Regions from separate parts of the Homo sapiens genome. Here region 1 is linked to region 2. Evidence: chromatin loops called from intact Hi-C (ENCODE). Cell type or tissue: chondrocyte. All regions are shown on one strand. Each heading gives the region's core, and the rest is flanking DNA. Links, peaks and the distances in the headings are about the cores only.

What was found. Peaks named below come from ENCODE experiments on the same cell type or tissue, not always from the same donor. Only the 100,000 strongest peaks of a DNase experiment are listed, where the experiment ranks them.
Region 1: it touches region 2 in a loop (4-fold over the local background); 1 of 110 quality-filtered maps calls a loop at or near these places.

Annotation. Positions count from the first base shown.
Region 1 is chr3:54,996,929-55,002,308 of GRCh38, reverse strand. The region is part of intron 31 of CACNA2D3 (calcium voltage-gated channel auxiliary subunit alpha2delta 3); the gene reads right to left. Among named protein-coding and RNA genes, the nearest start is that of LRTM1, 72 kb to the right of the region's middle. In chondrocyte, for the core only: CTCF peaks have their summits at 2,702 and 2,903; no DNase peak of the experiment used is centred there.
Region 2 is chr3:55,158,608-55,163,987 of GRCh38, reverse strand. All of the region lies in intron 2 of LOC124906243 (a long non-coding RNA gene), which reads left to right. Among named protein-coding and RNA genes, the nearest start is that of LINC02017, 17 kb to the left of the region's middle. RefSeq lists an enhancer at 2,616-3,815. In chondrocyte, for the core only: no CTCF peak of the experiment used is centred there; a DNase peak (open chromatin) is centred at 3,254.

The DNA of each region.
Region 1 (5,380 bases), core at 114-5,113, 160 kb after region 2:
AAACATGTGCCAGAGCCAGGTGAGAGGCAGCATGGGGTTGAGAGGAATGTGCATGTGCTTGGAGTCTCATAGCCATGGATGCAGGATGGCCATGGTTTCAAAAGTTGGTCCTGTCGTATATACAGGGTACATTCTTTTTTTTTTTTTTTTTGATATGGAGTCTCACTCTCTGTCACCCAAGCTGGAGTGCAATGGCATGGTCTTGGCTCACTGCAACCTCTGCCTCCCAGGTTCAAGCGATTCTCCCACTTCAGCCTCCCGAGTAGTTGGGACTACAGGCACATGCCACTACACCCAACTAATTTTGTATTTTTAGTAGAGATGGGGTTTCACTATGTTGGCCAGGCTGGTCTCGAACTCCTGACCTTGTGATCCACCTGCCTCAGCCTCCCAAAATGCTGGGATTATGGGCGTGAGCCACCGCGCTCGGCCTCCAGGGTGCATTCTTGAGCAGCTTGCTGGTACTCTTCAAAGGCTTCGTTTCCTGACTTATTAAACAATTACAGAGATGTTCTGAGATCTAAATAACCAGCTGTGTAGAAGTACACTGAAATATGCTCTAAGTGTGCCAACGTTGTTAAGATCCTTACAACAGAAGACTGATTTTATTCTTTGTTAGAGTTCGGGCTCTTAAAGCTGCACTGTTCCCAAAGGCTCAAGAGAAGGCAATGTGACATAGTGAAAATGCCATCTTTGAAGTCAGTAATACCTGAGCTCAAATCCTAACTCATCCACTTACAACAATGTCTTTTTAACCCTCTTGGTGCCTCAGTTTCCTATCTGTGAAATGGTGAGAATAATGACTACCTTATAGGGTGGTCATAGGGTTAAAGAAGGTTATCTATGTGTTGCATTCAGCACAGTGCCTGCTAGAGAGGAAGTATTCCAACAGGAGGCAGAGCTATAGCTGCTGTTATAAGTATTGGTATCTTTTCATTGCCACTACCAATTAATGGGCTGGTGTTTAAAGGAATGGGAATTGACACAGGCATTACCCAGCTGGCTGAAAGATGAACAAGGCTCCCGGTTTTCTTAGCTCATTGGCATAGACAATGCAGAGGAAAATCCATGCTTGCTACTGCAATACAAGGACACCATCAGAAGCTGTGCTGGTGTTACCAAGCGATGATGCAGGAACTTCTGTCCATGGGCTTCTTAGCGGAAGGCAATGATAACAACAGCTGATGTGTACTGAACTCTGTTTAGCAACCATAAGCGAGGTACTCCTCTAAACACATCCCTATAAGATAGATTATAATCATCTCCATTTTACAGAGGGGAAAACCAAGTCTTAGCCAGCCTAAATAAATATGCCCAAGTTCACATAGATCATTGGTGATAGAGCCAGATTTAGTAGGGGGCCAAGCTGAATCCACCACCTTTTGCTCTCTGCTCAGAAGCAGGCTCTGACAGATTCTAAGAAATGCTTAGGCTTCAGACCTGTTCCCCAGCCCAGGGTCTTATTGGAATGTCACAAAAAATGCTGCCCAAGATAACCAATGTCCAGAATCAACTTTCAACCCAAGCTGAAGGGCTGATGAGTCACCAGGCCAGACTGGAACAGCTGGCTGCACTTGTGAATACTTCTTACCATGGTAACCACTCTGACAGATGGCAGGAAACTCAGGATTCTCCTTGGATCATTTTCAAAGGCTCTAGTTTACATGTTGGGGCTAAACTAAATTGCTCTGGGGCAGCCCCCAGGCCAAGGTTCCTTTTATTTATTTATTTATTTTTAAATATTACTTTAAGTTATAGTATACATGCGCAGAACAAGCAGGTTTGTTCCATAGGAATACATGTGCCATGGTGGTTTCCTGTACCTATCAACCCATCATCTAGGTTTTAAGCCCCATGTGAATTAGATATTTGTCCTAACACTCTCCCTCCCCTTGTTCCCCACTCCTCTATTTCAAAAGGAGGCTTTCCTGATACTATTGCCATTGACGAGGTTACAAAATAAGCCTTCCCTGTCTTCTCCACACTTGGACAGCTTTAACTAGATATTGCAGCAGGAGACTTCCAGATTATTACCCTTTTTGAAGTGACTTTGTTACTGTTTTAAATAACTCCATTTTGCGGCTACCTGTATCCTGTTCGGCTGATTACAGTTAAAGAACATGATAATTGCCTGCTTTCATTTGACTCTAAAATCAGCTCTGAGAATCATGCCCAGCCCAAGACTGGTGCTGTGTGCAGCTGCACTCAGCAGTGGGGGTGTATTCTTATTACAGATAACATGCCTTAATCCCCATGACATCACCACCAGGCTACTCCAACCAACCTTATCATTAGCATCGCTGTGTGCCCACATGGATGGTGGAACTTTGAAACTTTAAACTTTGACAGAAGGCAGATACGGCCTCTGAAGAAACAACTCAAAGCAATACAAACAAAGCCTGGTAGCCCTGCACCCATGCTGGGTAGAGCCTTGGATGACAAACTCATGACATTAAGACATGTTTAAAGCCATTTTGCTGATACTGTTCTTTCTTTTCCAACTAGACAAAAATCCTGACCAAGAAAAATATTTGCTCTAAGAATTAGCAGGCTGCATTTTAACAGCATAAGCTCAGCTAATTTAGGCTGGCTAATTTAGGGGTGGTTAGCAACTGTGGGGCTCAACATTTATTAAACACCTACTATGTACCGTGAGGCCAGGTAATTTTCCTGTAATGATTCATCAAATTAGCTCACTTTGGCTAAACAACTGGCCTAAAAACAATCTTGAAACAGCTTAATGTCTGCAAATACAGCCCTAAAAACAGGACAAGGGAGGCATTAGACATAGAGACCTATCATGGGACATAATTAAGCAATTCCGAATTGAAAAGTCTGAGAAGCAAAATGACTCACTAAGGTAGCATGTAAAAATATGTCTTCTTTGTTGCGCTATAAAATGTGTCCTCTGGGGGCAGCTTTCAACTTGCAATTGAAAAGGCATGGGGGAGGAACATAGGAAATTCTTAACAAAGAGACCGTCGCCATGGGAAGCCCTTACTCATTCTTACATCTCAGAAAGCCAGGAAAGTAGAAGGCTCAACCTGTTGATAGGAGTGCTAATAGAAGATTCAAAATGTGCTCTCCCTTCTCTCCTGCTCGTATCAGTCATCATCTCATCCCACAGCAACTTCTTGCAGAGATGGCACTGTTCTTTAAGATTGGTGCAGTGTCTCTAACACAGCAGAGGCAGTGAATTTACAAAACCCTGGTCCTACTGCCTTTGAGCCCTCCAACTGGAAATTAGTTAAACAACTTTAGCTGGCCGGGCGCGGTGGCTCACGCCTGTAATCCCAGCACTTTGGGAGGCCAAGGCGGGCGGATCATGAGGTCAGGAGATCGAGACCATCCTGGCTAAAATAGTGAAACCCCGTCTCTACTAAAAATATAAAAAATTAGCCGGGCATGGTAGCAGGTGCCTGTAGTCCCAGCTACTCGGGAGGCTTAGGCAGGAGAATGGCGTGAACCCTGGAGACGGAGCTTTCAGTGAGCTGAGACCACGCCACTGCACTCCAGCCTGGGCGACAGAGCAAGACTCCATCTCAAAAAACAAAACAAAACAAAACAAAACAAAACAAAACAAAACAAAACAAAAACCAACTTTAGCTAATGAGCACCCATCATTAGCCAAGAATAAACCACACAGGCTATCAGGACCTCCCAGGGTTCACTGCTGAACACTGAATGGGGAGCAACAAGAAAGCGTCACTCATTTGGTGGATTAAGCAGAGGGTCTGTTGGCACCAAATCAACACCTTTCATCAACAGGTGCTGATAATATAAAGAGAAACAAAATTGTAGATACTGAGATATTAATCCCATCAGCATCTTACCCAGGTAAGAAGAACAGTAACCATAAGAATTAATTGATTAAAGGCCAGGTGTGGTGGCTCACGCCTGTAATCCCACAACTTTGAGAAGCCAAGGTGGGCCGATCACTTGAGGTCAGGAGTTCAAGACTAGCCTGGCCAACATGGCAAAACCCCATCTCTATTAAAAATACAAATTAGCCTGGCGTGGTGGCACGCACCTGTAGTCCCAGCTACTCGGCAGGCTAAGACATGAGAATTGCTTGAACCCAGGAGGCGGAGGTGGCAGTGAACTGAGATTTGTGCCACCGCACTCCAGCCTGGGCATGGGCAATAGAGCAAGACTCCATCTCAAAAAAAAAAAAAAAAAAAGAATTAATTGATTACTTTCTGTCAGCAGTGTTGACATTATCTCTGATGGTCATATTTTATATAAGGGGAAACTAAGTCTCAGACAGATGAAGTCACAGGTCCAAGATTATCAGCACGCTAGTAATCAAAGGGGCTGGATTATTAGTCCAGGTCTCATAGTTTAAAGCTGCACACTTAAACTGCTTCCCAAACATGAATTCCCAAGGGATATCTTGCTCCTTAGGGATCTCATGGGCCTCTGATGAGGCCTCATCGAAGAATCTGGAAAATTGGATGTAAACTCACTCTCAATTCCTAAGGCATACACATTGGCATTTGTTTAAAACAGTGATTCTCAACGTTGGCTGCCCTTTGGAATCACCTGGGGAACTTCAAATAAATTTTCTTTCCTTTTCTTTTCTCTTTTGAGATGGGGTATTGTTCTGTCACCCAGGCTTCAGTGCAGTGGCACATAGCTCACTGTAGCCTTCAACTCCTCAGTTCAAGCGATCCTCCTGCCTCAGCCTCCTGGATAGCTAGGACTACAGGTGCATGTCACCATATCTAGTTAATTTTTTTCTTTTTTTTTGGGTGGGGGTGGGTAGAGATGAGGTTTCACGTGCTGGATGTGGTTGCCCAAGCTGGTCTCGAACTCCTGAGCTCAAGCACTTCCCCCACCTAGGCCTCCCAAAGTGCTGGGATTACAGGCATCAGTCACTGAGCCGGGCCAAAGTAATTTTATATACATGATGATACCTAGCATCTCACCTCCTATCTGCAATATTTCATTAGTCTGGGGTGGGGCTATTTTTTAAGCTCCCTAAGGAATTCTAATGTGCAAACAGGTTTGACAGCCATGAATTTTAGAATGTGATATACCTCACTTGCATTTTCTTGTGTTGTTTCTTCCCCTCTCACCTTAACTGTAAGTAGCTTGCAGGCAGGAACTGGACTTTATTTATTTTATTTTTTGTTTTGTTATACTTTAAGTTCTGGGATACATGTGCAGAATGTGCAGGTTTGTTACCTAGGTATACATGTGCCATGGTGGTTTGCTACACCCATCAACCCATCATCTACATTAGGTATTTCTCCTAATGCTATCCCTCCCCTAGTCCTCCACCCCCTGACAGGCCCCGGTGTGTGATGTTCCCCTCCCTGTGTCCATGTGTTCTCATTGTTCAACTCCCAATTATGAGTGAGAACACGTGGTGTTTGGT
Region 2 (5,380 bases), core at 187-5,186:
AGCCCTTCACCATCAGAGTGGACCATGAGGGTGTGCCAGTGGCAGAAGAAGAGGAAGGCAGGAGGTCTCCCGAATCTTTTGCCAAATACCTTAGCCTAAACTGGAAAATATCTTAGGGTTACTGGATGGACAACAGAGCTGAAAGCTCTATGCGAACCTTAGGAGGCCGATGGACAGCTAAGAAACTGCTTCTTATCCGTCTCTCTCCTTCCAGGATTCAGTCTCTGGTTTCTGGAGTGAGAACTACCATGCTACGTTCCATTGTTTCCTGTCTGAAGCATGTAGTTCACCATCGAATACATAGTCCTTTTCCAGCTGTCCTACTTGTCCAGTCTCAACTCCCATCCCACACATCCCCTCTGTCTGACCACACTGACCATCTGCTGCCTAACACGTCACACATATGCATGACTCCAGGCCTAGACATGGTTTTCCCTCTACTTGCAATGTTCTTCCCCCTTTTCAAGTCCCTACTCATTCTTCAGGATTAAGACCAATGTTACCTCTTCTGTAAGGTTTTCCTAGACAGGATCACTAATTCTAATCATAGAGAAGTCAAGTACTGCACTGAACCCTTTTTATGATTACCTCATTCATTCACTGAATCCTCACTACAATCCAATGAAATAGATTCTACTATAATCCCCATTTTAAGATGAGGAAACCAAGGCTCACAGGAGTTAAGTAAAGCCCAAGGTTACACAGCTAGTTAGGGAGAGAGCCAGTTTCAAGCCCAGCTCTAATTATTCTAGAAGCAAATTCTTCCCCCATGGGTCTCCCAGTGAACTTTATTGACTCTCCCAGTGAACTTTACTTATACTTTGGTTACATCATTTTCCCAGTTTAACTTTCTCTCCCCTACAAGATTAAAAATCAAGTTGGATGTTCGATTTATTTTTATCTCTAATACTTAGCTCACTGCTTGGCCCACAGTAGATACTTGACATAAATGTGAAAAAATGTGTTAATGGAGAAATGAATGAATAGATGAAAGGATAGAAGAGTAGAAGGAAAGAAGGAAGGAAGGAAGGAAGGAAGGAAGAAAGGAAGGAAGGGAGGGAGGGAAGGAATCAAGGAATAAAAATATTTGACTTCCTCAGAGGTACATATTATAAAACAAAGTAGCCTTTTCCAAGTACATCAAACATTATGTTCCATAGAGAAGAATTTTAATGCTGCCTGAAAAAATGTGACTAGATATTCAATACATATTTTATATTGACCCTGGGCCTTATTAATGGCAGGAAATTCAAAGGAAGTCAAGTCTATACTGTATGCACCTACTGCCAGAAATGAGGAGCCTACAAATGTTGGACAAAGCAAAAAACATCTGGGCCTGGCCATGACCTTGAGGAATGGAGATATTATGCTCTCTGAGCTTAGTCTTTTGGCTTGGAATAAAACCAAAACTAAAACCAAAAACCCCACCTCTATGTTCTTCTCATGATTTGAATGCCTTTCCCTTTGCTATGTCCTCCCTGGGAGAAGTCTCATCAACAGACTTCAAACAGGTAATCTTGCAGCTGCTACACATTCAAGTGTTTAGACTACATCTAAACTTGCTTTTTTATAACAACTTGCTTATTAGGGATGCATAAATAGATCTAGAGAAAATGAGAACAGATCTTATCTTTGGGTAAAAATATGTAAGGCACAAAACAGACTCATTAGAGAAGGTTCAGAAGTCAGGGCCTGTGGCTCAGAGTTCAAATTGGCCTGGCCAGAGCAAGCCTCCTCTCAGAACAGATGAGTCAGTGTGGTTATCACTCAGTGTTTTCAAAGCATAGAGGATGCAATCTGAGAGGCAAACGTGAGTTTCCAGATAGGGAGAGAGGAAGAATCAGGATTATGAGTGACATGTTAAAATATAATGTCGTGGTCTGCAAGGCCTAAATGCTTTGGGCAATGTTGTGTCTGGAATTTCTGTGGGACAAACCGTGTCCAGCTGTGAAGTCATTCCTAGTGGGTTTGCGACAAGAGTGTAACTCAGGGCCTTGCCTTGGTGTACCCTAAATGTGGAGAGGCTGACCGCTTGCCTAATTGAAGGCAGATGGGAGGTTGCAAAGCTGGGTAAAGAAGAAGCTTTCTGACATCTGTCTTTGACCCAAAAGGGGATAAACTCAGGCCACGTTTTAAAAAGACCCCCTGAATGATTTACATTTACCAATTCCTATAGATATCTCAGCAAAGATTTTGCTTCAGTGCTAAGTACCTATCCTTGCTTTGAATGGATATCTGAAACTGTTTTCTGTCTTGACTTTGTCCAGTTCCATTTTGGAAGAAGAGACATTTATAAAGTAGACAATGCCCTGTACATACCCCCACATCCTAAATATGAGAAGTAATCACAGCTTCCACGTACGGAGTGTTAATTACATGTGAGAGACTCTGACAAGTGCTTGATAGGACATTGTCTCATTTAGTCTTCACAAGCAACCCTGAGAGGCAGAGGTGCTTGTTCATCTGTTTTATGGATGCGAATAAGGAGACATCCAGTTATTCAGCAGCAGAAACAAGACTTGTATTCAGGACTTGGTTAAAGGCCAAACTCCAGCCATTCTTACAGTAATGCAATTCTCTCCAGCTTTTCACATATTTGTTTAAGTCTCCCCTAGGTTCTAGATGATCAGGGCTGTGTTTTGCCCTTCTTTGGGCATCACACAGTGCAATGTACATACTAACAGCTAAATGCATGATGAAACCTTTTCTTTTTCTTAATGAAAAAGGCAGAATACTAGATTTTTCAGATGGTGAGTGTGATCCATGCATGAAGTGGGACAGAAATGAATCAAGAAAGAAGTTTTGTCAACACAAGAATGAGAGACTCCTGTTTGGGCTTGTTGTTGAAGGTCCCATCTTATATCACAGAGGTCATGAAACTGGGAGCCAAACAAAAGGGCATATGTTGCTGGACGATAGATGTTCTGCTCACTCAGGAACCAAGACCACTTCAAAGTTTGCTTGGCTTGGTGGGAAGCTGTTGCCAAGGAGAAGAGTCCCTGTGTCCCAACTGCCCATAAATATGTCTCCAAACAGCAGGAAGGAGTTGTACAAAATGATTGTAGTAGCTGGAGCAGGGGGGTGGAGACTTGGGAAGTAGATTTGTCTCCTTCCACAGCACTGACTGAGCTAGGAAGCATTCCACATTCCAACTGGCCAAGAAAAACACAGCCCAGCACTGGTAGGGAGGCAGCCATCGGGGAACAGCTGAACCACCATGGTCATCCAGCCTCTCAAAGACTGTCACCGCAAGAGTGAAGCCAGAGCCTGCGGTTTCCTGTCATCCTCTCTGGGACACAGCTCAGTCTTCCAATGACTCATGGCCAGTGGCGTGCAAAGATTTCACGTCCCATCTCCAACAGAGCCCAACCTGTGCAGAGCCACGGCCGTTCCCACTGCTTCTTCCTCATGGGTTGCTTAATGAGGGGATTAATGATGACCAGGATGTGAGTGGACGTCTTCACATAAGCAGCCCGGCTGTAAAACTGGCCGTGCACAGGCAAGCAAAAACAAAGCGGGGGGGGGGTAACACTCAGCAGCACTGCACCAAGGCTTCTGTGTCTCAAGTCTTCTGGTCATGTGGGGAGAGGAGAGGAAACTGAAATTTATTAACTTCAGGCCTCTAGAGAGATGGTGAGGCTCAGTGGTTAAGAGTGTGGGTGTCAGATTGCATCCGGCTTCATCACTTCCTATTGGCTTAGTGATCTTGGGAAGTTCCTCAGCCCCTCTGAACCTCAATCTTTTCATTCAGAAAAAGGGAATGATAGTAGTCTCTACTGCATTAAGTGGTTTCGAAGATCAAATGGAGATTTATAAATGTAAAGTTTGGTAAATGTTAGCTTTTGTCGTTGTTATTTTTACCACCATTGATACTCAAGTTTAGTTGGTGATGGGAGCTGAAGAACAGTGGAAATTACTTCTGAAGGAATTAATACCAATTATAGAGTAAATGCTTTGTGGAAGTTGAACACTGGACTTCAGTTATTAATTGGAAGAGAGCCTTGCTCCTAATACCGGCTGTGTTCTGTGAATGATTAAGCCTAAAGACCTTTTGGGATCTGTGGTAACTCAGGAATAGACTGGCCAGGGTGACAGTCTCACTTCCCACTTGGAAACACTATTAATAATCCAACCCCCAACCATACCCAAGCTTGCTCTTCAGTTCTACCAAAATGTATTGAAGGCTCGTCACATGCCAGGCACTACTGGCATGGTGGGGAGGTGGGGGCATGAATATAACAGAGAGGTGTAACACATGGGCCCTGTATTCAAGACATGAACAGGTGAGATGAATATATGTACACTCAAGTAACTACCATGCAGCAAATCATTGCTCCAGTGCCGAAACAAACTACATGCAAGGCACATGGGGAGAGACTGATTCTGAGTGGGAATATCTGTGAAGTCTTCTTGGAGGATATGTGTTTTGAGATGAACCTCAAATGTCGATGTGAAGAGGAGGTAAACAATGTAGATAAAGGGATCATCTTTTGCAACAGTAGTAGCCTAGAGTAGACTAAAGGAATAAACTGGAAGATAAAGTTGAGGAGGTTGGAGAAGACCATATTCTGCAGAGTTTTGATGGTCAGGCTGAAAGATTCGGATTTTGTTATTTATATTGGGAGACAATATGCCTTGGGAATAGAAGCTCAGGCATTGACTCTGAAATGTATTTGAGTCATGGCTATACTTTGTGCACATGGTGTGACCTGAGAAAAACATTTCACCCTCTGGACCACAGTCTCCCCACTAGAAAGAAGGGCTCACAGCAGTGGTTCACTCACAGGACTGTGGATGTGCACAGGCTGCTCAGCACTGTTCCTCGGCATGGTACAGTCTTATAAATATTAGCCATTGCTGTCATCATCAGCAATCAAGAGGCTGTTGCAATAGCTTAGGGAGAAATGGTGAGCATCTGGGGTAGGACAGTGCCAAGCAAAAAGGAGGAATGCATGCACCTTTCAGAGGCAGAATAGGGAAGTGAATAGGGCTATTGGGCATGAGAAGTGAGAAGGGAGCAAGGATGACTTAAGGATTTGAACCTGGAGACCAGGAGTTTTGAAATGGTGTTACCAAGTTCAGGTCATGGAAAATGTCTCAGTTTGGGCTGTATTGAATCAAAGGTGGCTGGTAAATCCTTCAGATTGGTCTTTTTCCTGGGGATTTCAAAGGCAAATATCCAAATTTCAGTAGAATTTTTAGGACAAGAGACTTAGACTGGAGGATCATGCCTTTAGAAGTGAAAGTCAAGCCTTTGGAATGATAAATGGTCCTGAAAGGGTCTTTAAGAGCAATAATGTTGCTGGGAAATGGACATTATTAAATGTCTATTTATAAGAGAGGATAGAGGAAAAAAAATGGAAGACTACTAGGCAGTTAC